Linked DNA regions of Homo sapiens: region 2 is linked to region 1. A link is a loop called in an ENCODE intact Hi-C map of the cell type or tissue named here. Cell type or tissue: mammary epithelial cell. All regions are shown on one strand. Links, peaks and the distances in the headings refer to the core of each region. The heading gives the core; the rest is flanking DNA. Region 1 overlaps IGFBP7-AS1 (IGFBP7 antisense RNA 1). Region 2 has its middle 120 kb from the start of LINC02380.

What was found. Peaks named below come from ENCODE experiments on the same cell type or tissue, not always from the same donor. Only the 100,000 strongest peaks of a DNase experiment are listed, where the experiment ranks them.
Region 2: a loop joins it to region 1, with 4 times the contacts of the local background. A loop is called at or near these places in 2 of 110 quality-filtered maps.

Annotation. Positions count from the first base shown.
Region 1 is chr4:57,182,501-57,195,139 of GRCh38, forward strand. It overlaps IGFBP7-AS1 (IGFBP7 antisense RNA 1), which reads left to right. Exons shown (of 5, transcript NR_034081.1): 2 at 5,670-5,819. Among named protein-coding and RNA genes, the nearest start is that of IGFBP7, 78 kb to the left of the region's middle. RefSeq lists enhancers at 11,563-12,064, 12,065-12,564. In mammary epithelial cell, for the core only: no CTCF peak of the experiment used is centred there; a DNase peak (open chromatin) is centred at 4,911; H3K27ac peaks cover 1,364 bases.
Region 2 is chr4:57,297,620-57,310,258 of GRCh38, forward strand. No RefSeq gene overlaps it. Among named protein-coding and RNA genes, the nearest start is that of LINC02380, 120 kb to the right of the region's middle. In mammary epithelial cell, for the core only: a CTCF peak has its summit at 5,936 (motif pointing left); a DNase peak (open chromatin) is centred at 5,642; H3K27me3 peaks cover 176 bases.

The DNA of each region.
Region 1 (12,639 bases), core at 2,634-7,633:
CAGGGCCAAGAACCTTGATCAGACCCACATGCCCAGCGTAAGGCTGAGGATGAGATTGTACAAGTGGTCAAGAGAATCAACATGGTTTCACCCTTGAATCAGTCCAGGTTCACTAGGGGTTCCATGACATGGCACTTTTTAACTTGGCGATCATGTCTTTGCTCAGTGATATGGGGTAGGTGTGGATGTGATGATTCACACGATGCAGGGATCGAGTGCACCTCCCAAAAAACAGGAAGTGAAATAAAGCGGCACTGTGTATTGCTGCTATGACATTTCTCTTGATCTTATTAACACAGGAGGGGCTAAGCAATAAATGTGATAATCTCACTTGGGGAATTTGGGGTTGGTTGTTTATCCAATCCTTGAACATTTATTGAACAGTTATTTTGTGTCAGACACGGTTATTGATGTTGGGGTATGGAACTATGGACTAAGGCATAATTTCAACCTTTGAAAACTCCACAGAAGCTTTAAGAACCCTTGAGGAGACTTAATTTTTCAAGAACAATGGGAATGAAGATATAATACTGCAGGTGGGGCCTGAGCTCCACCCTGGATGAGGCTGGGGGATGGGTATGCATGGGATTATTGGGGTCCCTTCACACAGAAATGCTCACTGGAGAGGCTTTCCTGTACAAATATTAGAAATGTAAAATTACATGTTAATTTCTTTTTCTGTGCTTAGAAAAGGTGCAGGATATATAATTTAGAAAAATGTAAAGGAAAGTTAAAGATCACCTATAACTGTCTCATCCCAATGCAACCATTGTGGAATGTACGTGTATTTATTTCTTTATCATGTTTGTATGTAGGTGCATTTTAAAAGCAAAATTAGGAATCATACTTCATATTCTGCTTTGTGACTTGCTTTGTCACTCAAACTGCATTAGAAGCATTTCACAAATCTTTGAATATTCCTTTACTACATGATATGTAATGGATTATGGTGTTCTGTTATATATTATAGTCAAGTTAGTCAATTAATGATTTGAAAGGGCACACTGGTTAATTATTGTTGTCTTTTCTCCTACGCCTCCTGGTTTTGGCTTTTATTATTTTGTAAAGATGCAGGAGAAATCTTGAGTTCTGAGTGGTTATCCCATCCTTTGTGAACACTGCTGTCAGGCACACAAAACAACATGGGCTGGGCATGGTGGCGGGCGCCTGCAGTCGAGAGGCTGAGGCAAGAGAATCTCTTGAACCTGGGAAGTGGAGGTTGCAGTGAGCCGAGATCGTGCCACTGCATTCCAGCCTGGGCGACAAGAGCAAGACTCCATCTCAAAAAACAAACAAACAAACACACACACACACACACACACACACACACACAAACCCACAACATGATTCCAGTTTCTATGCTCATTTTAGAATCCTGCACCTGACCACCACGCAAAAATTCCTCTGGATAACTTCATCTGGGCCTTCCCTCCGGTGGAACTGGAAGATTGTTTTCCAAACTCCACTCCTTTTCCATTTGTGTTGTCCACTCACCGAGTGCCCCTTCTTCTTTCATTTTTAGACACCTCGGCTGCAGCTGACTCCAGAAACATATTCCCTCTTTAAGTCTCGGCTCCACAGGTTGCCTCTTCTCCTCATCATTTCTCGTTTCTCACCGTGAAAATCTTTGCTTTCTCTCTTTATGGCTTCCTGAGACCCGAAAATAGAGGTAATTTAAATTTGGTAATTATGATGACAACAAAACAACTTATGTTGAAATGCAGAGTTTAAAATGCCAGAGTTTCCTACTGTTGAGATCTCTCTGCCTTCATTCTGTGGATACCGCTGTGGGAGCTTACCTGAGTCTGCCCCAGATCAGGAGGCCAAGCATGAGGCGATGAGAAACAGCTTCTGCACAGAGGTGGTGACTTCTACCTCTTGGGGGATGGGGGCTGGTCAGCCAGAGCTACCACATTCAGGTTCAGCCCCTTCAGACCTTCCTAAGCTCCAGGTGGAATCTTTGCCTTCCCACCTTCTGGACCCTGCACGGGGAGGGTCTCGGGCTGTAGCCACGAGGCGGCATTAGGCAGCTAGAATCACAGAGTGGGGACTGGGGGATGGGGTTTCTTCTCTGACAGTGGTTAGGTGAGTCACTCTCTGTGGGCTGCTCATGGCAGCCTCTTCCTCCATCCTTGAAGCGGGCCTTCCAAAGACTTCACCTGCTCCGTTATAAAAGGCTTTGAGTTCTGCAAGAGGCAGCTGTGAATGTATTAGCATCCTGCTTTCTGTATGAACATCCTGCTTTCTGGCACATGGCTAGGCCACCGCTTAAACAACCGGCGCCAATTCACAGTGAAAAAAGATCTGCTCAAAGCTGGTTTCAGAAGGAGGACACGGGAGGCGTATAATATCGAGCCCGTCTCCCGACGGTGCCATCTGTTCTCATTAAGGCAGCCACAGCGCCGAAGGAAGGGCCTCCAGGTGCACACAAGGAAGCCTGCTCGCCTTGTTATCCTCTCAGAGACTTTGCCTTTTGTTTTGTTTAGTTTTGTTTTTGTCTGGCAGGCTCAAAAAGACACTGTTCTACTTTCCGCAGAAGAATCACTCTCACATTTTAAGAAATTAAGTCTCTGGGAAAAAAAATATTGTTTGAGAGGGCTTGTAATGGCTCCTTGACCACATGCTGTGCCTGCCAATTTATAACAGAGAAATATTACAGAAGTTGGGATCCAAGGTTGGTGTGCACAGCCATTGCTTAAAGAGGGATGGATGCTTCCTGGGGACAATGATCTTCCCCCGGGCCCCCCAGCATTTATTCAATCTGGAGAGAATTGTCTGCCAGGCTCCCACTCCTACATCCCAGGAAGAGCTGGGCACATTCATCATCTTGTGTATTCAGAAAGTGATGATAATTCCTCTGAGAGCCAACTGGGCTGGGGAGGGTGTGATCAAACTTCTGCTGGCAATCAGACTGCCTTTGGGGAGGGGAGTCTCCATTTTGCAGGTATGTCTCTACTGCCAGTCTGCAGGGAAGCCTACCCAGTCAACAATATGTTACCATGAAAATCTCCTTTTGGGGGTATCTTATATCACATTATAGGGAAAGGCAGAGGAAATATCAAAAGCATTTGGCCCTGAATTTAAAATGATCTTTCCGTAGATTTTTATAGACTTTGTTTTACAAGATTGGTGTAAGGCCTAAAGCATGTCTTCAGGCCTCTTACATATCCTCCTTCTCTCTGGGGGTTTCCTTCCTGCCTGCCCTCAACATCCCTTACCACACACCTATTCTGTTTCTCCCCACATGCATGGTTTGTATATTATGTCCTGTCAGTCAATTCCTACTAAAATGTTAGCTGATGTTAGGGTATTCTCGTGGGAAGATATTTGCATTTTAATAGGTGGCTTGAATATAGAAAAGCTTCATCCTAAAGTTGCAAAACTTTAGGGGAAAAACAGGCAATTTTGGATAGAGTGAGGGATGAGGGGATGAGAAGGGGGAATGTATGTGAGGTCAGAGACATTCTCACATCTCACTGTGCATCATCCATAGAACTTGCCTTTCTTTTCTCTCTTTTTTTTCTTTGTCCCTGACCTCAGAGTAAATGGCACCTCACACACTCTTGTGGGCCAGAAAGAAAGTCTTTCATAGGCAGATAGGAAATAAGACAGCAGTTTTTCCAAGAGTACTGAAATGCAACAAGTCTACTGGTCTGTTGAGTTAAAAAATGGTCAGTTTGGTTGTTCTTGTTCATCTAGTTCAGCTGATTGGTTCGGTAGAAGCAATAGAGTACTGTACTACAGTATAGTAAAACTGTTGCTTCACAGCAGCCATCCCTAAACTTTTTGGCACCAGGGACTGGTTTCATGGAAGACGTTTTTTTTTCCACAGAAGGGGCGGGAGATGGTTTTGGGATGAAACTGTTCCACCTCAGACAAGATCATCAGCTATTAGCATATTAGATTCTCATAAGGAGAACACAACCGAAATCCCTTGCATGAGCAATTCACAATAGGGCTTGCACCCCTATGAGAATCTAATGCAGCTGCTGATCCGACAGGAGGCGGAGCTCAGGTGGTAATGCTGCTCACTTCCTGCTGTGGGGCCCTGTTCCTAACTCATACCAGTTTGTGGACCAGGGGCTGGGGACCCCTGATTTACAGCACTAAGTTACCAGTTTCCACGTCGGTGGGATTGGCGGAAACTTTTCAAGCTCTGTGTGATGGAGTAACACAGGGTAGAAAGAGTACCCTTGTGAAAAGCCTGGCTGCATCTGCCCCTTTATAAAGGAGACAATTGAAGCTAATTTATTTTTAAAACACAAAATGAAATTTGGTTTGAAATTTGAGGAGGAGATACATTGATGTTGCCTCTGAGAAGGAGTCAAAGACCAATAAAAGGTGGTTCTTTCTGTTCCCAAACCCAGAAGCCAATAGGGGCCACAGAAGGAGCACAGTGCCACGGTGACCATGCTGCAGCATTGTCAGATTTAGCAAGAAGAAATACAGGGTGCCCAGGGAAGTTTGAATTTCTGATGAACACTGAAGACTCTTTTAGTATGTATGATTTTTGGAACATATTTATAGAAAAAAATTATTTATCTGAATTCAAACTGAGTGTCCTATATTTTTGTCTGGCAATCTGGTACCATACTGCCCCTTTGTAATTCCTTGTATATGTTGTTAAAGAATAATTTTTCTGAAGGGTAAAATTATAACTCTTGTATGATTATAAAATGAACATGTGTCAAAGATTTTTTTAGTTCACTGATTAATGAGCGAATCAGTAAGATGTCACAACTGGTTAGAAGAATTCAGAACACACACACACACACACACACACGCACGCACACACACAATCAGGAAAGGCTGAACTGAATTTGTTAATAGTTGCAAAACTACCCAAATTCCTAGGACAATAATCAACTGCATTCCACTGGGCAAAATTAATTTGCGTTTCTATGGACAAGAATCATTTGCATTACTCTCAGTTTTCTACAACTTGCAGTAGTTGTAAAATAGGCCAAAGACAATGAACACTACAGAATAACCAGGAAGGGTGTGTTAGAACATCCATGAATCATCTTTGCCTATTTCAAAGCCTTTCACAATGGAAACATTTGACAGTGTTGTGCTCTCTCCTATCTCGGGCCTTTGCACCTGATGGTTCCTCCACTTTTTTAGTTGTCTTGAACTTACCCTTGACTGTGGGAGATCAGGATATGCCACTCCAAAATATGCCTCTTTGGCATGAGGATTGTTGAGCTGACCGCAAATAAGGAGAAACACATGCAGGAAAGCACCCTGCTCTTTCCCTATTTGCCTCAAATCAGGACATACATTTATGAAGACAAAAGACATCCCACCTCCTCTTGCTCCCCAGGCAAACAGAGATTAACCACTTAAGACAACTTTGGATCCTTACATGCCTGGAGAGAGCACCAGAGGAACCTACATTAACAAGCTTCACCAACTAGCCTTTATCTGCCAATTATTTGCCTTTCCAAAAGTTGCTGCCCCTAAGGACTCAAAGTTCTTTTCCTTTGTGTCACAAATCTAAAAACGTACTGTTCCTTGTTGAAGATACTATATAAATTGGTATTCAAAGCCACCTCTTCGAAAGTTTCTTATTCTCTGGGTTTCTCCCATGTATGTATGAAATATACGTACATCAAACAAACATCTGTTTGTTTTTCTCTCGTTAACCTTTTTTTTTTTGTTTGTTACAGGGGACTGTTCTAAGAACTTATAAGAGTTAAGAAAAAAAATTATCTTCAAACATCATTACCTCTGGAAAGCTCTTCCTGACCCACAAACTAGGTTGGGTTCATGTGCTACAAGCTCTCACAGGACCATGTTTCCTTCATTAGGGCATTTATGTGAGTTTATAATTCATCCTCCTTACTGAGGTTTCTAAGTCCTTGCATGATCTGACCCCTGCACCCATCAGCTTCCCTTTCAATAACTGTGCTCTGGTCATACTTCTCTCCCTTCTGTTCCTCGACCATAACAAGTTCTTCCCTGCCTTAAGGACTTTGCACCTGTTGTTCCCTGTGCCCGGAATATTTTTTCTCTTGGCTCTTGCAAGGCATGTTTCTTTTCATCCGTCAGGTCTCAGTTTGAATGTCAGAAAAGCCTCTCCTGATTATCTTATCTAAAGATGCTCCCTTCTCCACCCTCACTTTCTATTCTAGTGATTCCTCAGCCTTAGCACAGATTAGAATCACCTGGCAGGCCTGATAAAACAAAGGTTGCTGGGGCCCATGGCCAGAGTTTTTGATTCAGCAGGTTTGGAAGCAGCATGAAGTTCTGTGTTTTACCAAGTTCTCAGTTGATGCTGATGCTGCCAGGATGGGCATCACTCTTGGAGAAACACTGCTCTGAGTGTTTTCTTTCAACACCTGACATTATTTTCCCCCTTTGCTGATTTGCTTTCTGTCTCCCATAGAGCTGAAAGTTCCACACGAGCAGAGATAGTGATGCTCCTATTTTCTGATTCATCTACGGTACTAAGAACAGTGCCTTATATAAAAGAAGTTTAATGATTATTTGATGAATGAATGAATGAACCATTTTCTATTTTTTTGTTTTGTATTGTAACAAAGGGTTTGCTTACCAAATTACTGTTGAACTGAGGTGCCAGAACCAAGTTATAGAGATTGGCTTTCATCACTAAGATATGTTTGTGGAAGAGTAGTTGTCTTAATTTAATAAACCACAACAATATTTGACCAGTAACTTGAATAAAGACAAGTGCCTACTGCGGCCTACACTTTCCATTAGCACGCCTTCCTGCTTAGGGTCAATGTCATTAACCAACAGTTGGTTAGATGACATCAGGGCTTTAGGTGCTATTGACAGGTCTCAAGAAGATATGAGTTTTGCCAAGACTGGTAGCTATGATGAGCATTCAGAAGACATATATGGCAAGTGGGGTGAGGGAAGGGCTTGTGCTTTGGCTTTAAGCATGCCTCATGGATGAAGCAGCTTGGGTAAAGGAAGGGAGAGAGAGGAAGCAGGGAGAATCCTTCCTCCAAGCTAGGTTATAGGCAGTGCTCTCACATCCCTGGTCTTGGCAGGTCCTAACTCCAGGCCTCCTGATGCCCATATTCTGTTCCAAAGACCACAGTCCAGGCTTTAGGGCATAGCCTCAGGCTCTCCTACCCACTAACCCTCTAGGTTCTGTTTGTTTCCCCCCTTCTACTCTCTTCTATGCCATTCCTCTAGGCTTTTACCTTGCCATGTGACAGGCTTATGTGGTAAACTAATGGGTCCTAATGACTGCCACACACACACACACACACACACACACACACACACACACCCCTATATATAAGGCCACATGCGGTGGTTCACGCCTGTAATCCCAGCACTTTGTGAGGCCGAGGCGAGTGGATTGCTTGAGCTCAGGAGCTTGAGACCAGCCTGGGCAACATAGTGAATCCCTGTCTCTACAAAAAAGTTCAAAAATTAGCCAGGCATGGCGGCGCTCACATGTAGTCCCAGCTACTTGGGAGTCTGAGGCAGGAGGATTGCTTGAGTCCAGGAGGTCGAGGCTGTAGTGAGCCATGTTCATGGCCTGGGTGACAAAGTGAGACCCTGTCTCAAAAAAATATTTATATATCCATATGTATCTCCTTGGGGTGTGTGTGTGTAGTGAGACACAATATGGCATAGTGCCTAAAAGCATATACTCTGAAGCCAATCCTATGTTTGAATCTTTTTTCTGCTAAATACTGTGTGTCCCTGAGAAAGTTGCTTACCCATTCTGTTCTTCATATTACGGGGTTAACAACAGCACTAAATCATAGGGTTGTTGTAGATATAAAAGCGATAATAATTGTAAAGGGTTTAGTTCCTGTGCCTTGTAGCTACCAGGATAATAGGCCTAATAGACAGCACCCTATGGAAACAGCTTTCCATTTTAACAAGGGACTTTGGTAAACACATGCGCTGAGTACAACACTCTTGGAAGATCAGATATTTGATGGCATTCAGATGACAGCATGTGAGCAGATGCCTATTCTGTCTGGGTGTTAGGGGACAGAGCACTAGGTGACTTGGCTGCTGTCTCTGATCTTAAAAATTGCTCAGACCCTGGCAATTGAGGATAAGACAATAATAGCAATGTTGTATTCAGGAGCGTTGCTTTAAATAATCCTTCTCCCTAATAGCTTTGCCCCTGGCGTGTGACAGGTGTTTACATTATTAAGTAAAAGCATTTAAACAGCGACCTCCTTGGTATAAGGGTGAAGGAGATTAAAATCCAAGCAGTGCTCCAGCTATTTAAATCAATGAGACTTGTCAGATCTGTAACACATGAGCTACTTAGAGGGCGCAGGCACCTATTGTTTTGGAGCTTCGACTAATATCTCAATATGCTCCCTCCCTCCAAGTCTAGCCAGGCCCTGGGATGCTCATTAAAGGCTGGTCTGACCACGGCCTCTTTCCCTGTGGAAGCAGCATTAACTAACTCTTGGCTAGATGCGTGGCAAATAGTTATGCTATTAGGGAGGATCAGAGCTTGAGTTGATTCCTGCTTAGAGAAATGACCTTGCACGGAATTCCAGCGGTTAAGTTCCTTAGCTAACCAGAAGCAGGGACCATAAACATTGTCCCCTTCTTCCGCTAGGGGGTGCTAAACCAGGCTGCTTGGCTTTGCCCACAGCCATCCTTTCTTGAGTTGTGTTTTCCCAGTCTTTAGCTATGACATTGACAACTTCAGGTCCACCTGCTGCATTGAGGAACCAAGTTTCTGAAACTTAAATCTCTCTCTTTTTTAAAGCTTCATGCTCTCATCATGAACAAGAAACCTCTCTCTTCCTTAGTAATCAAACTTAGATCCTTCATTTGTGTCAACGGAAGGGAAGTCTCCACGTAAGAAGAGCAGCTGGACCTTAAAGATCCAACTCTTATTCCTCAAGATTTATTGTCCCCTTGGAGGTCTCTAGCTAATTTCTGCAGGTCCTACAAGGCTGGCTTCAGAGGGAGCTGATTCATTATTAATTCTCCAGTTCTAAGCAGGCGAACAAGGTGGGGGACACTTGAACCTTTTAATTCCTTGGATTCACAGCTGAGCCAGGCTGGCCACAAAAGGAACTGCACACAGGCAGGGTTACAAGGCAAAGTTTACTTTTCTTCAATTTATGGCCTCATATGTCTGCCTGTCTGACTCATGGAATGTTGCCAGGTGGAGGGTTCCTGATGCCAAGAGACCGCTTAAGCCTCATCTGTGGAAGTGCTGGTTCAGCAGAGGGTGAAGCACTTTCTTCCTGGGTGGTCTCAAGTTCTCTTTTCCTGGTGATTGACTTTGGGAAGTTCTTCCTGTCACAGGAAAGCCCTACTTCTATCCATAGCAGCAGGTGAGGCCACAGCCTTTAGTCTCTACATGACTTCTTTGTCAAAATGCAACATCAAAGGGTTCACAAGGAAAAGAGACCCATGCAAATAATCCCTGGCTGCTCACAGTGTCAGGACCAGCAGCACAAGTATCCCCTGGGAGCCTATTAGAAATGCAGAATCTCAGGCCCCCAGCCCTTTTGAAACAGAATTTGCATTTTAACAAGCTGCCTAGATAGTTTGTGTGCATGCTGCAGCTTGGGAAATAGTGACAGAGCAGAGAGACAGCCTTTTGTCTACACTGTCTCTTTCCACCACAAGAAACAACTGCATTAAAGCTTGGTTCAAGGAAAAGTCCTGTGATGTCCCTGTCCTTTGGAGCTGAGGAATTAACATGGGCTCTGTGGGGTTTTTCTGGAGGATGGCAGAATTGTTGGGGATGCTTGAACTTCTGAAAATGTTTGAAGGGAGAAGGAATGTAACGAACCTTCTGCTCAGAGCAAAGCAATGAGACCGCATCATGGGTTAGAGACCACTGCACAAGTTGCTTTGCTTATTTCTATAATTGTGGTCAGTACCTCTGCCATCTGCCATCTTCCTACAGCAGTGTGTAGGCCTCTAGGAGGCTTTAGCAAGATCAGCACCCAGGTGGAGGCCTCTTAGAAGAAAAAACCCTGTCAAAGTGCAGGGGACTCCCAGACAATGCAACATTCATTTAGGCCAATCAATTCTGTCAAAAATTCATTCGATGAAAATAGTACCAAGTGGGTACTCAACTGCTTAGCCAATTTAGTCTCCACAGCAACTCTGAGGCTACAGGTAAATACAGTCTCAGGCACGGAAGGAAATCTGGTATTTATTCAGAGAGGCAGTAGACATCCCTCTGTCCCTGACTTGCTAGCTATGTGACCCAAGGCAAGTTACTTACCTTCCCCAACCAGTAGCTTCTCCATTTTAAAATGGGTTATCAGAAGGTATTGATCTTCTGGGTGTGTTGTAAATGCTAAGCTTACTATTCATTCTAGGCCAGCCAGGCATGGTGGCTCATGCCTGTAATCCCAGCACTTTGGGAGGCCCAAGCGAGGGGATTGCTTGAGCCCTGGAGTTTGAGACCAGCCTAGGAAACATAGTGAGACCCAGTCCCAGCAAAAAATAAAAAAAAATTAGCTGAGTGTGGTGGTGCATGCTTGTAGTCACAGCTACTTAGGAGGATGAAATAGGAGAATCACTTGAGCCCAAGAGCTCAAGGCTGCAGTAAGCCATGATTGTGCTATTTCACTCCAGCCTGAGTGACAGAGCAAGACTCTGTTTAAAAAAAAAAAAGCACCCTGTAATGCTATTACTCACACGTAAAGTCTTCTCTATAGGAGGTAAGAATGATATTTCAGGAGTGTAAAGAATCTTGATGTCACCTTATGGAAAGGGGATGAAAAAGAAGATGAAAAAGGCTTGTTTTCATTTTGCCAGAGTCATGGATTCCAGTTCCAGGTCTGTTTTGCATCACCATAGTCCCAAACAAGTGTAACATCCAGAGCCCAGGAGGAATTCTGGATGAAATATCAGCCAGGAGCAGGAGTGTGACAGCTGTAGGTCACTTGGGCCATAAAGTTAGTTAATGGGGAAGACAGATGAATGAGTGTATTGTGGCAACATATCAGAAGGTCTGAGGCATAAATAGTGTTGGAAAATAATAAGACAGTTGGTTCTTGAGGATCAACATTGCAGGGAAGGAGAAATGCACAACAAAAGACCATGTTGTGTTTTTGGATGGTGGCCGGGGATGCACATTCACTGCCCCTCCCCTCTTCAACCCCACTCTCCACATCCCGTGACCTGGTGGGATGCCAGTGGTCATGAGATCCCATCACATACATGAGTTTCAAGAGTCACTAACAAGCTTGTAAAGAACAGGTACTTTCTAAGGAATATTCACTCTTGCAGCTGTATTCCTAGGGCTTAAATAGCACACTGTTTTCCACTGACAAATGATTTCGGGTAGGGTGATCTCATGAACTTGTACTAATGGCAGACACATTTGAATTTCTTTTTTATTCTGAAAGTTAACTGCTGAAAGCAAATGTGAAAAAAAAATTATCTCCCTCTGTTTTATCTCTGGGAGAAGATAAAAATACGAGGTGTTTTAATTTGGCAGTGATCTGGGCGCCTTCCGCTGGCCTGTTTTTCTTTTGCGAAGAGCTCCCACTTTCAGGACTGCCGTTTCTTTGATCTTATATTCTGTCTGTGTTCAGGTACCCCTTTGTGCCTACCTGAATCGTGTGTAACAAATCATCTTAATTACTTCAGGCCTGGCTTCCTCCTCCAGTTCTCATTTTCTGAAATTCCTGCGATGGTTACCAAATAAATCAGTGTGGGGCTCCAGCCCTTGGAAACAGCACGGAGGCACCAGCAGCAGCCAGAGGAATTTCAAAGTTAGTTAAAAGGCACAGGAGGAGTGAGGGAATTGATTGAGAACCTCCCTACCCACCATGATTTTCAGCCTGGAGAGTTAGTGCTGCCTGTACTCCAATTCCATGTGCTTTGCGGGGCTCAGCCCTCACACTTTTCCCCGTAGAAGAGAGAATAATTAATGCCGTGACCCCTTGGCGTGGTAGCTAGAGCCCTGCTGTCATCAGCAGTGCCCCAAACGCAGTAGGAACACGTACCGTATTTCAAAGCCCAGGCAGGCAGAGAAGGGGGAAGGAACTGGTGGCGCGCTGTGACCTGCGGGAGCTCCCCAGCGCAGCCAGCAGGAGGCCCAAGCTAGGCGGAGAGAGGGTCGTGGGGAAGCGGGCCGCTCCCGGGACTCGTCACTGGGTTGGAGCTGGCCCGCTTGAGTGGCTCCAGTTCCAGGAAGGCCGGGTGGCGTGGGGCTGTGTTTTTTTTTTTTTTTTTTTTTTTGAGACGGAGTCTCGCTCTGTCGCCCAGGCCGGACTGCGGACTGCAGTGGCGCAATCTCGGCTCACTGCAAGCTCCGCTTCCCGGGTTCACGCCATTCTCCTGCCTCAGCCTCCCGAGTAGCTGGGACTACAGGCGCCCGCCACCGCGCCCGGCTAATTTTTTGTATTTTTAGTAGAGACGGGGTTTCACCTTGTTAGCCAGGATGGTCTCGATCTCCTGACCTCATGATCCACCCGCCTCGGCCTCCCAAAGTGCTGGGATTACAGGCGTGAGCCACCGCGCCCGGCCGGGGCTGTGTTTTAAGTGGCCGTTTGTAAGAAGAACCTCTGGCGGAGAGGTGCTGAGGCAGGCTGGGCTGTGATCCTGCACGCCAGGCGGCCTAAGGGGAGGTAATTGGGAACCGCGAGCTGACACTGCGGAAAAACCAAACACCGCATATTCTCACTCATAGGTGGGAATTGA
Region 2 (12,639 bases), core at 3,195-8,194, 120 kb after region 1:
ATTTTGTCAAAGGCCTTTTCTGCATCTATTGAGATAATCATGTTATTTTTGTCTTTGGTTCTGTTCATGTGATGGATTACGTTTATTGATTTGTGTATGTTGAACCAGCCTTGCATCCCAGGGATGGAGCCCACTTGATCATGGTGGATAAGCTTTTTGATGTGCTGCTGGATTCGGTTTGCCAGTATTTTATTGAGGATTTTTGCATCGATGTTCATCAGGGATATTGGTCTAAAATTCTCTTTTTTTGTTGTGTCTCTGCCAGGTTTTGGTATTAGGATGATGCAGGCCTCATAAAATGAGTTAGGGAGGATTCCCTCTTTTTCTATTGATTGGAAGAGTTTCAGAAGGAAACCAGCTCTTCCTTGTACCTCTGGTAGAATTCGGCTGTGAATCCATCTGGCCCTGGACTTTTTTTGGTTGGTAGGCTATTAATTATTTCCTCAATTTCAGAGCCTGTTATTGGTCTATTCAGAGATTCAACTTCTTCCTGGTTTAGTCATGGGAGGGTGTATGTGTCCAGGAATTTTTCCATTTCTTCCAGATTTTCTAGTTTATTTGCATAGAGGTGTTTATAGTATTCTCTGATGGTAGTTTGTATTTCTGTGGGATCAGTGGTGATATCCCCTTTATCATTTTTTATTGTGTCTTAATGATTCTTCTCACTTTTCTTCTTTAGTAGTCTTGCTAGTGGTCTATCAATTTTGTTGATCTTTTCAAAAAACCAGCTCCTGGATTCATTGATTTTTTGAAGGGTTTTTTGTGTCTCTATCTCCTTTAGTTGTGCTCTGATCTTAGTTATTTCTTGCCTTCTGCTAGCTTTTGAATGTGTTTGCTCTTGCTTCTCTGGTTCTTTTAATTGTGATATTAAGGTGTCAATTTTTGATCTTTCCTTCTTTCTCTTGTGGGCATTTAGTTCTATAAATTTCCCTCTACACGCTGCTTTAAATGTGTCCCAGAGATTCTGCTATGTTGTGTCTTTGTTCTCGTTGGTTTCAAAGAACATCTTTATTTCTGCCTTCATTTCATTATGTACCCAGTAGTCATTCAGGAGCAGGTTGTTCAGTTTCCATGTAGTTGAGCGGTTTTGAGTGAGTTTCTTAATCCTGAGTTCTAGTTTGATTGCACTGTGGTCTGAGAGACAGTTTGTTATAATTTCTGTTCTTTTACATTTGCTGAGGAGTGCTTTACTTTGAACTATGTGGTCAATTTTGGAATAGGTGTGTTGTGGTGCTGAAAAGAATGTATATTCTGTTGATTTGGGGTGGAGAGCTCTGTAGATGTCTATTAGGTCTGCTTGGTGCAGAGCTGAGTTTAATTCCTGGATATCCTTGCTAACTTTCTGTCTCATGGATCTGTCTAATGTTGACAACGGGGTGTTGAAGTCTCCCATTATTATTGTGTGGGAGTCTAAGTCTCTTTGTAGGTCTCTAATTGTTTCCAGAATTGGTGGGTTCTTGGTCTCACTGACTTCAAGAATGAAGCCGCGGACCCTGGCAGTGAGTGTTACAGTTCTTAAAGGTAGTGTGTCCGGAGTTTGTTCCTTCTGATGTTTGGACGTGTTCGGAGTTTCTTCCTTCTGCTGAGTTTGTGGTCTCGCTGGCTTCAGGAGTGAAGCTGCAGACCTTCACGGTGAGTGTTACAGCTCTTAAGGTGGCGCGTCTGGAGATGTTTGCTCCTCCCGTCCAGAGTTCTTCATTCCTCCTGGTGGGTTCGTGGTCTTGCTAGCCTCAGGAGTGAAGTTGCAGACCTTTGCAGTGAGTGTTACAGCTCATAAAGGCAGTGTGGACCCAAAGAGTCAGCAGCAGCAAGATTTATTGCAAAGAGCAAATGAACAAAGCTTCCACAGTGTGGAAGGGGACCCAAGCGGGTTGCCGCTGGTGGCTCGGGCAGTCTGCTTTTATTCCCTTATCTGACCACACCCACATCCTGCTGATTGGCCCACTTTACAGAGAGCTGATTGGTCTGTTTTACAGAGAGCTGATTGGTCCTTTTTGACAGGGTGCTGATTGGTGCGTTTACAAACCTTGAGCTAGACACAGAGTGCTGATTGGTGCATTTACAATCCTTTAGGTAGACACAAAAGTTCTCCAAGTTCCCACTAGATTAACTAGACACAGAGCACTGATTGGTGCATTTACAATCCCTGAGCTAGACACAGAGTGCTGATTGGTGCATTTACAATCCTCTAGCTAGACATGAAAGTTCTCCAAGTCCCCACTATATTAGCTAGACACAGAGCACTGATAGTGCATTTAGAAACCTTTAGGTAGACACAGAGTGCTGATTGGTGCATTTAGAAACCTTGAGCTAGACACAGAGTGCTGATTGGTGTGTTTACAAACCTTGAGGTAGACACAGAGTGCTGATTGGTGTGTTTACAAATCTTGAGGTAGACACAGAGTGCTGATTGGTGTGTTTACAGTCCTTTAGCTAGACATAAAGGTTCTCCAAGTCCCCACCTGACTCAGGAGCCCAGCTGGCTTCACCTAGTGGATCCTGCACCAGGGCTGCTGGTGGAGCTGCCTGCCAGTCCCGCACCATGTGCCTGTACTCCTCAGCCCTTGGGCAGTCAATGGGAATGGGAGCTGTGGAGCAGGGGGCAGTGCTCATTGGGGAGCCTTGGGCTGTGCAGGAGCCCATGGTGGGAAGGAGGCTCAGGCATGGCAGGCTGCAGGTCCCAAGCCCTGCCCCACGGGCAGGCAGCTGAGGCCCGGTGAGAATTTGAGCACAGCGCAGGTGGGCCAGCACTGCTGGGGGACCCGGCGCACCCTCCGCAGCTGCTGGCCTGGGTGCGAAGCTCCTCTCTGCTCGGGGCCAGTGGCACGGGCCGGCCACTCTGACTGCGGGACCTGCTGAGCCCATGCCCACCCGGAACTCATGCTGGCCCGCAAGTGCCGCGTGCAGCCCCAGTTCCCGCCCACGCCTCTCCCTCCACACCTCCACGCAAGCAGAGGGAGCTGGCTCCAGCCTCGGCCAGCCCAGAGAGGGGCTCCCACAGTGCAGCGGCAGGCTGAAGGGCTCCTCAAGCATGGCCAGAGTGGGCGCCGAGGCCAAGGAGGCACCAAGAGTGAGCGAGGGCTGCCAGCATGCTGTCATGTCTCATAAGGACTTGCTTTATGAATCTGGGTGCTCCTGTATTGGGTGCATATATATTTAGAATAGTTAGCTCTTCTTGTTGAATTGATCCCTTTACCATTATGTAATGGCCTTCTTTGTCTCTTTTGATCTTTGTTGGTTTAAAGTCTGTTCTATCAGAGACTAGGATTGCAACCCCTGCCTTTTTTTGTTTTCCATTTGCTTGGTAGATCTTCCTCCATCCCTTTGTTTTGAGCCTATGTGTGTCTCTGCATGTGAGATGGGTATCCTGAATACAACACACTGATGGTTCTTGACTCACTATCCAATTTGCCAGTCAGTGTCTTTTTTTTTTTTTTTTTGAGATGGAGTCTCACTCTGTCACCCAGGCTGGAGTGCAGTGGCCCAATCTCAGCTCACTGCAAGCTCCACGTCCCAGGTTCATGCCATTCTCCTGCCTCAGCCTCCCAAGCAGCTGGGACTACAGGCGCCTGCCACCACGCCCGGCTAATTTTTTGTATTTTTAGTAGAGACGGGGTTTCACTGTGTTAGCCAGGATGGTCTTGATCTCCTGACCTCATGATCCGCCCATCTCAGCCTCCCAAAGTGCTGGGATTACAGGCGTGAGCCACTGCGCCTGACCCAGTCAGTGTCTTTTAATTGGAGCATTTAGCCCATTTACATTTAACGTTAATATTGTTATGTGTGAATTTGATCCTGTCATTATGATGTTAGCTGGTTATTTTGCTCGTTAGTTGATGCAGTTTCTTCCTAGCTTTGATGGTCTTTACAATTTGGCATGTTTTTGCAGTGGCTGGTACTGGTTGTTCCTTTCCATGTTTAGTGCTTCCTTCAGGAGCTCTTTTAGGGCAGGCCTGGTGGTGACAAAATCTCTCAGCATTTGCTTGTCTGTAAAGTATTTTATTTCTCCTTCACTTATGAAGCTTAGTTTGGCTGGATATGAAATTCTGGGTTGAAAATTCATTTCTTTAAAAATGTTGAATATTGGCCCCCACTCTCTTCTGGCTTGTAGAGTTTCTGCCAAATCAGCTGGTAGTCTGATGGGCTTCCCTTTGTTGGCAACCCGACCTTCCTCTCTGGCTGCCCTTAACATTTTTTCCTTCATTTCAACTTTGGTGAATCTGACAATTATGTGTCTTGGAGTTGCTCTTCTCGAGGAGTATCTTTGTGGCATTCTCTGTATTTCCTGAATTTGAATGTTGGCCTGCCTTGCTAGATTGGGGAAGTTCTCCTGGATAATATCCTGCAGAGTGTTTTCCAACTTGGTTCCATTCTCCCTGTCACTTTCAGGCACACCAATCAGACGTAGATTTGATCTTTTCACATAGTCCCATATTTCCCATATTTCTTGGAGGCTTTGTTCATTTCTTTTTTACTGTTTTTTCTCTAAACTTCTCTTCTCGCTTCATTTCATTCATTTGCTCTTCAACCACTGATACCCTTTCTTCCAGTTGATTGAATTGGCTACTGAAGCTTGTGCATTCATCACGTAGTTCTCATGCCATGGTTTTCAGCTCCATCAGGTCATTTAAAGACTTCTCTACACTGGTTATTCTAGTTAGCCATTCATCTAATCTTTTTTCAAGGTTTTTAGCTACTTTGTGATGGGTTCATACTTCCTCCTTTGACTTGGAGGAGTTTGATTGTCTGAGGCATTCTTCTCTCAACTCGTCAAAGTCATTCTCCATCCAGCTTTGTTGCATTGCTGGTGAGGAGCTGTGTTCCTTTGGAGGGGGAAAGGCACTCTGATTTTTAGAATTTTTAGCTTTTCTGCTCTGTTTTTTCCCCATATTTGTGGTTTTATCTACCTTTAGTTTTTGATGATGGTCACGTACAGATGGGGTTTTGGTGTGGATGTCCTTTTTGTTTGTTAGTTTTCCTTCTAACAGTCAGGAACCTCAGCTGCAGGTCTGTAGGAATTTGCTGGAGGTCCACTCCAGGCCCTGTTTGCCTGGGTATCAGCAATGGAGGCTGCAGAACAGCGAATATTGCTGAACAGAAAATGTTGCTGCTTGATCGTTCCTCTGGAAGTTTCATCTCAGAGGGGTACCTGGCCGTGTGAGGTGTCAGTCTGCCCCTACTTGGGGGTGCCTCCCAGTTAGGCTACTTGGGGTTCAGGAATCCACTTGAGGAGGCAGTCTGTCCATTCTCAGATCTCAAACTCTGTGCTGGGAGAACCACACTCTCTTCAAAGCTGTCAGACAGGGACATTTAAGTCTGCAGAGGTTTCTGCTGCCTTGTGTTTGGCTATGCCCTGCCTCCAGAGGTGGAGTCTACATACAGAGGCAGGCAGGCCTCCTTGAGCTGCGGTGGGCTCCGTCAATTTGGAGCTTCCCAGCTGCTTTGTTTACCTACTCATGCCTCAGCAATGGCGGGTGCCCCTCTGCCAGCCTCGCTGCCACCTTGCATTTCGATCTCAGACTGCTGTACTAGCAATGAGCGAGGCTCTGTGGGCGTGGGAACCTCCAAGCCAGACGTGAGATATAATCTCCTGGTGTGTCGTTTGCTAAGACCACTGGAATGTGCAGTATTAGGGTGGGAGTGACCCAATTTTCCAGGTGCCGTCTGTTGCAGCTTTGCTTGGCTAGGAAAGGGAATTCCCTGACCCCCTGTGCTTCTGGGGTGAGGCAATGCCTCACCCTGCTTCTGCTCATGCTCGGTGTGCTTCACCCACTGTCCTGTACCCACTGTCCAACAAGCCCCAGTGAGATGAACCCGGTATCTCAGTTGGAAATGCAGAAATCACCCATCTTCTGCGTTGCTCATGCTGGGAGCTGTAGATTGGAGCTGTTCCTATTCAGCCATCTTGGAACTGCTGCCCCCATGTGGGTTTCTTAAAGCACAAACACAGTGACTGGGCTACAAGAGGAAATGTTCCAAGAGGAGACAGGAGATGAGCAGAGGTGCCAAGGAGAGGTGCAGATCTCTCAGTCTTGAAAGATACGTAGCTCCCTTCTGCCACATTGTAGCAATTAGAGTGATGCACAGGGCCAGTCCAGATCCAGTGTGGTTGTACCAAGATGTACAAGGAGGTTTGGTCACTGGGACTGTCTCTGGAGATTAGCTACCACAGCATCTAATCAGAAATGAGAAAGGGGTGGAGAGAGGCTGGTCATCACATACAAAGTTCCACTTAGGAGAATTGAGTTCTGGCATTCTATTGCACAGTAGAGTGTCTATAGTCAACAATAAAATATAGTATATGTCAAAAGAACTAGAAGGTAGCATTTTGAATATTCTCATCACAAAGAAATGATAAACATTTGAGGTATGTATATATGTATCAAAACATCACACTATACCCATAAATACATACAATTAATATGTATTGATTAAAGAGAAAAAAAACTTGAAAGCAAAAAAGGAATTTCATCAAAGTGTTCTAGAGAAAGCTCGGTCTTATTCTTTCTCTGTGACTATCTTCTTTGGTTGTTATGGTGACTTCAACTGGAATCAAGGATATATATTCAGGGCTATCTCTCTCTCTCTCTTCTTTTTTCTTGAGACAGAGTTTCACTCTTGTCACCCAGGCTGGAGTGCAATGGTGCAATCTTGGCTCACTGCAACCTCTGCTTCCTGGGTTCAAGCAATTCTCCTGCCTCGGCCTCCCAAGTAGCTGGGATCACAGGCACCTGCCACCATGCCCGGCTAATTTTTGTATTGTTTTTAGTAGAGACGGGGTTTCACCATGTTGGCCTTGAACTCCTGACCTCAGGTGATCTGCCTGCTTTGGCCTCCCAAAGTGCTGGGATTACAGGCACCTGCCACCATGCCCAGCTCTCTCTCTTATTTTAAATTGACTTTTATTTTAGATTTAAGGAGTACATATACAACTTTGTTACTTAGGTACACTGTGTGATGCTGAGGTTTGGAGTATGGTTTATTCTGTCACCCAGGTAGTAAGCATGATACCCAATAGAGAGGTTTCTCAACTTTTGCTCCCCTCTCTCCCTTCCCTCTCTAGTAGTCCCCAGTGCCTATTGTTGCCATCTTTATGTCCGTGTGTACCCAAAGTTTAGCTCCCACTTATAATCGAGAACATGTGGTATTTGGTTTTCTGTTCCTGAGTTAATTCGCTTAGAATAATGTCCTCCAGCTGCATCCATGTTGCCATAAAGGACATGATTTTTAAAAAAAAAATTTTTATGGTTATGTAGTATTTCATGGTATATATGTACTGCATTAAAAAAAATCCAATCCACACTGATGGTCATCTAGGTTAATTCCATGTCTTTGCTGTGTCTTTTCTATGATTATGAATAGTGCTTCCATGAACCTATGAGTGCATGTGTCTTTTTGATAGACCGGCTTACTTTCTTTTGGATGTGTACCTAGTAATGAGATTGCTCGGTTGAATGGTAGTTCTAAGTTCTTAGAGAAATCTCTAAACTGCTTTCCACAGTGACTGAATTAATTTACATTCCCACTGACATAAGCATTCTCAGGGCTATTAAACAGGAATAGATTTGAGGTAAAAGTTGTTACAAGATAAAGCAATGTTACCTCTCTTTTGAATTTTCTTATGTATTAAGTAGAGCTGACAGGTGACAATCTGCACTCTTTTTGTCTAGGAAAGTTTTTCCAGGTATTTCTCATTTCTCCTTGCTGCTATAGTGGTTGAATGCAGGCTCTGAAATCAAGTTTCTTGGCTTTGAATTTCAGCTCCTTCAATAACAAGTTATGTGAATCTTGGCAAGAAATTGGTAGTCACAAGCCCCAGTTTCCTCATCTTTATAATGGGGATATTCATTCTACTGTATAGACTGTGAGAATTGAGATAATGCATATAAAGTGCTTATCATAGTGCCTGACATGCAGTAAGGTTCCGGGAATTGTAGCTACTTTTATGCAATAAATAATGAGTGCATGGGAGAACCTAATACCAAGGAGTTGAGCATAAAGGCATATTATGGGGAGAGGTCACAACCAGATAGGAGGAGATCCCCTAAGCCAAACATCTTTGAAGTAAGAGCAAATATTGCTGTACCAAATAGATCTCCTATTCTTTGCTTTCTTTCTTTTTCTTTCTTTTTTTTTTTTTTTGAGATGAAGTCTTGCTCTCTCACCCAGGCTAGAGTACAGTGGTGCGATCTCGGCTCCCTGCAACCTCTGCCTCCCAGGTTCAAGCAATTCTCCCACCACAGCCTCCTGAGCAGAGATTAAAGGCACCCACCATCATGCCTGGCTAATTGTTTGTATTTTTTTTTTTTTTAGTAGAGATGGGGTTTCACCATGTTGGCCAGGCTGGTCTTGAATGCCTGACCTCAGGTGATCCGCCTGCCTCGGCTTCAGGCGTGAGCCACCATGCCCGGCCTGAATTCTTTTAAACGATGTCATGGCTCCTGCAAAGAAAAGATTGGGTATTAACTACCAGATGCTTATCAGAAATGAAGGTGATAATTTCCATGAATTGTGCCATCTGGAAAAGCAAAACTTGCATATTTCATTTTTTTTTTTTCCTATTTCCCCTATTCATTTGCCATTTACTGTACTGTGTCCCAGTGGTTGGAACAGAGAAGCTCATCAAGGATTTGCCTGTCATGGGGATTTCTCCTTTCTTCTGGCCTTATTGATTGCATGTGCAGGGACCTCTGGCCTCTTGTCTCACCCATTATTTTTTATGAGTTACATCAGTAGCATGCACTGGTCTCTGATTCTTAAGTGAAGAAAAAGACCCCAAATCCCGGAATATGTTGTCTTATTTATCTTTTGTACTACTCTACATAAAATGAGAAAACCCTTGCTGCAAGTGGCATATCTTCCTGCACATGGCTTTCCCAAGGTCTAGTGTGGGGGTGAGGGGCAGGAAAGGGTCATAAATTATTTGAGTTACAGATTGAAAGACTGATATGGTTTGGCTCCGTGTCCCCACCTAAATCTCATCTCAAATTGTAATCCTCATGTGTCAGGGGAGGGGCCTGGTGGGAGGTGATTGAATCATGGAGTGGACTTCCCTCTTGCAGTCCTCGTGATAGTGAGTTCGTTCTTCCGATATCTGGTTGTTTGAAAGCATGTGACACTTCTTTCTTCACTTTCTGTCTGTCTCCTGCTCTGCCATTGTGAAGATGTGCATGCTTCCCCTTCACCTTCCGCCATGATCGTAAGTTTCCTGAGGCCTCCCAGTTACACTTTCTGTTAAGTTTGTGGAACTTTGAGTCAGTAAAACTTCTTTTCTTTATAAATTACCCAGTCTCCGGTAGCTCTTGGTAGCAGTGTGAAAATGGGTTAATACAAAGGCCAATCTTTCAATGGGCCTGCCGGTGCTGATACCATAATTGTCAATGCATCACCTTTATTTATCCATTGGTCCTAAATCAGGAGAAAGAAGAAAAGGGTATTATGTATATTATGTATTAACTCTCTACAATTCCAGCAATGACATTTTCCAGCCTCCACTTGCTGGAGTTATCTGAATGATTGAGACCAATGTGATTCAAGTGAAGCCATATACATTTTTCTTAAAAGAAATGAATATTTCTTTAGTGTCTATATATGAGCGGTAAAAACCTTTTTTTTTTTTTGAATAGCAAACATTTACAGAGTTCTGAAAAAGCATTGCTTCTTGCATATTCACAGTATTTCAGTCAGTGAGACAGGAGTGCTTCTCTTTACCTATTCAACAAATATTTATTTAGCACCTTTTACATGCCAAATACTGTCTTAGATGTTGATGCTATCTCTGGGAAGCAAAAACAGATGAGGCTCCGACTCTTCTTTTTGATCTTATATTCTTCTAGGGGAGACAGGCATGAATCTAAAAATAAATAACACAAACTATTGTATGCATAAGAATATGCAGAGACCAGTGTGATGAAGCAACAGTACATGATTCTTTGAGATTGTTTAATAAATGCCCTGACCTAGACCATGTGTGGGATTGGGAGCCTGGAAAGTTATCTCTGAAAAAATGATGCTTGAGCTGAGGATAATCACAAATAAATAAACAAGTGAGTTGAAGTTAACTGTATGTGTATCTATGGAGAAACAATTAACTGGCTCTCTAACTTTTTATTTTACCATCTGCAGTATTATCTTAAGCCTTTCTGAATAATATCCAGATATGTCAATGAATTCTACCGTACTTTCCAATTACCTTGGCCAGATTTCCCAAACCTAAAATGAGAACACATGACCTGACAGAATATTATTTCCTGAGTTGTCAATTTATTTTTGTTTACTCACTCACTCTTCTCATTAACTCATCCACTCATCCACTCATCCACTTTTCCACCCATCTACCCATCAACCATTTATCCATCCAACCATCCATCCATCCATCCATCCATCCATCCAAATACACATTTATCAATTGCCTGCATGTGCCCAGCATCATGCTAGGGAATGAGGTATAGAAAGGTCTAAGAATGAATTATTGGTTAATTGACATTAACTATATGTTTGGGCTCCTACACTACTGTGCTTCTCTCTGCCCTTTCAAGAATTGTGTTTATTAATTTCTGTGTCTGTCTCCTTCATGAGACTCGGCTCCTCAGTCAGGTACCACTTCTCATTTATTTCTGGGTTCCCAGTACCTAATACGGTGACTGATGCACAGTTAGTATTTAAGAAATACTTGTTAAATAAATAAATGTACTGTATTACTATTATTGAATAACATAACATTAAATATCAGATTGATGATCAGTGTTGTGTGAGCTAACATTTGAGTAACTTGTTTGATGCTACAGTGTAAACTAATAATGTCACATCTTAAAAGAAGTAGATGGCTTCTGGTGAGACAGTGACACGCATGGCCAGGAGCCATCCATACTGGTTCGTCTGCTATTCTCTTATCTGATCTCTCAGCCAAACACTTTGTTTCTCAGTGCCTCAAGTCTTGGAATCTTTCAGGTACCAAAAGCAGTAACCACATTACCCTGCTCCTTGGGAAGGTTAATGACATGAGATAGGTTGAGAGATTCTATTCCTTGTACACAAGGATAAACCAAGGTTTTTAATAATTATAGCAACCTATGACTTGGCCTATCTTAATCACACCACACTACATTGTGTCTCGGGATTTTAGAAGAGTTTTGATGAAATAGTGAAAAGCAAAAGGTATTTGAACTTTCTTCTTAGCTTCAGAAATAATTTCTATAAATTTCACAGTTGAGTTCTCTTAAAGTGAAGGCTGTTTGAGAAGAGTGAATTAGGTACCTCACACAGATCTCTCAACTCTCAAAATAGACCTGTGAGATTCAGATGTAAAAAGGGACCATAATTTCTTCTCTCACAGGTGCAGTGCAAATCAAATGATTTCCATTTGTTTTTCTTGTCGTTTTAGCAACCACTATAGCCTTTATTACATCTTTGTGTTTCCTCCTCTTTGCCCTCTGAATTCCTCCTAAGATTTTCCACACTTCTCAGCTGAGAAGTAAACTTATAAATTACCTGACAGTGAAGTCAGTGGATAAGTAAATCACTATCCAGTCTGATCACAAAATCAAAATGTTTGTGATATGTCAAACCTTTAACAAGTCAATTGCTGCTTTTGAAAAATGTGTCTGTTCTCCTACATGCTGAGATCAACCGAGTCATTCCACGAATTTTGCTCTGTGTAAGACTGAAGTCGTAATGTCTTCAGACTACAAGTTACCTCAAACACCTAACAAAATGACTAAGCAGTATTCATGTCTTTTTTAATTTTTAAGAATCTTATTTCATAGTTTAATTTCCTAAAATACAGAGTTGGGCTCTGTATCTTTGGTAACTCAAGTAGATAATGTATAATCTGTCCCGAAGTTTCAGGGAGGAAAAGTTTCATCTATAGGCCCTGAGCCACTTATGCCCATATATGCCGTCCCATTAATGTCACCAGACATTTTCCAACTGGTCTTAAGAATGATGCTATGTATGTTATGTATATACATACTGTATGTATATGTGTGTGTGTGTGTGTGTATATATATGTATATATATAACTTCCTCCAATCTAAGCATTGTTCATCAGACCCCAATGTGTTAATGGCTATTGTTCCTATTTGACTTCAATTTATCTCACCCACAGATGACAAACTGGGAAGATTTATAGCACATCTGTCAAATGCAAGCTCTTTCAAAGTCAAAATAAAGGTAGAATTCAAAAGATTTTGAAGTGTTTGGACATTAAGGTTGAGCAAGCATTTCCAAATCTTCTGAGTCACTGCAAACTCCGGGAACACTGAGCCTTGAGGAACTCAAACAGGGCTCTCAATTTCCAGGTGAAAATTTCATACTTAGAAAAGTGTCTTGGCTTTTTATATATAGAAACCCATTTCTGAGAATGATCAATAACTGGAGCCTCAGAAAAACACAGTTTCTTGAAGGCAAAAATTGTCAAAGAAAACATTCCTGAGCCTTTCCAAATAGTATAACTGGTAATCTGAGATGTAGGATGAATACTCTTTGCCAAATGTGAAAATAAAGCAAGAAATGTGCTCTGTTTCTTTCCTTCATCCTTTCTCATACACACACTTGAACATACACAGTATACACACATGTAGAGCCCACATAATGCTTTTCAAACTTAGGTATAAATTTTTGTGGATGAAAGTTTCTGAA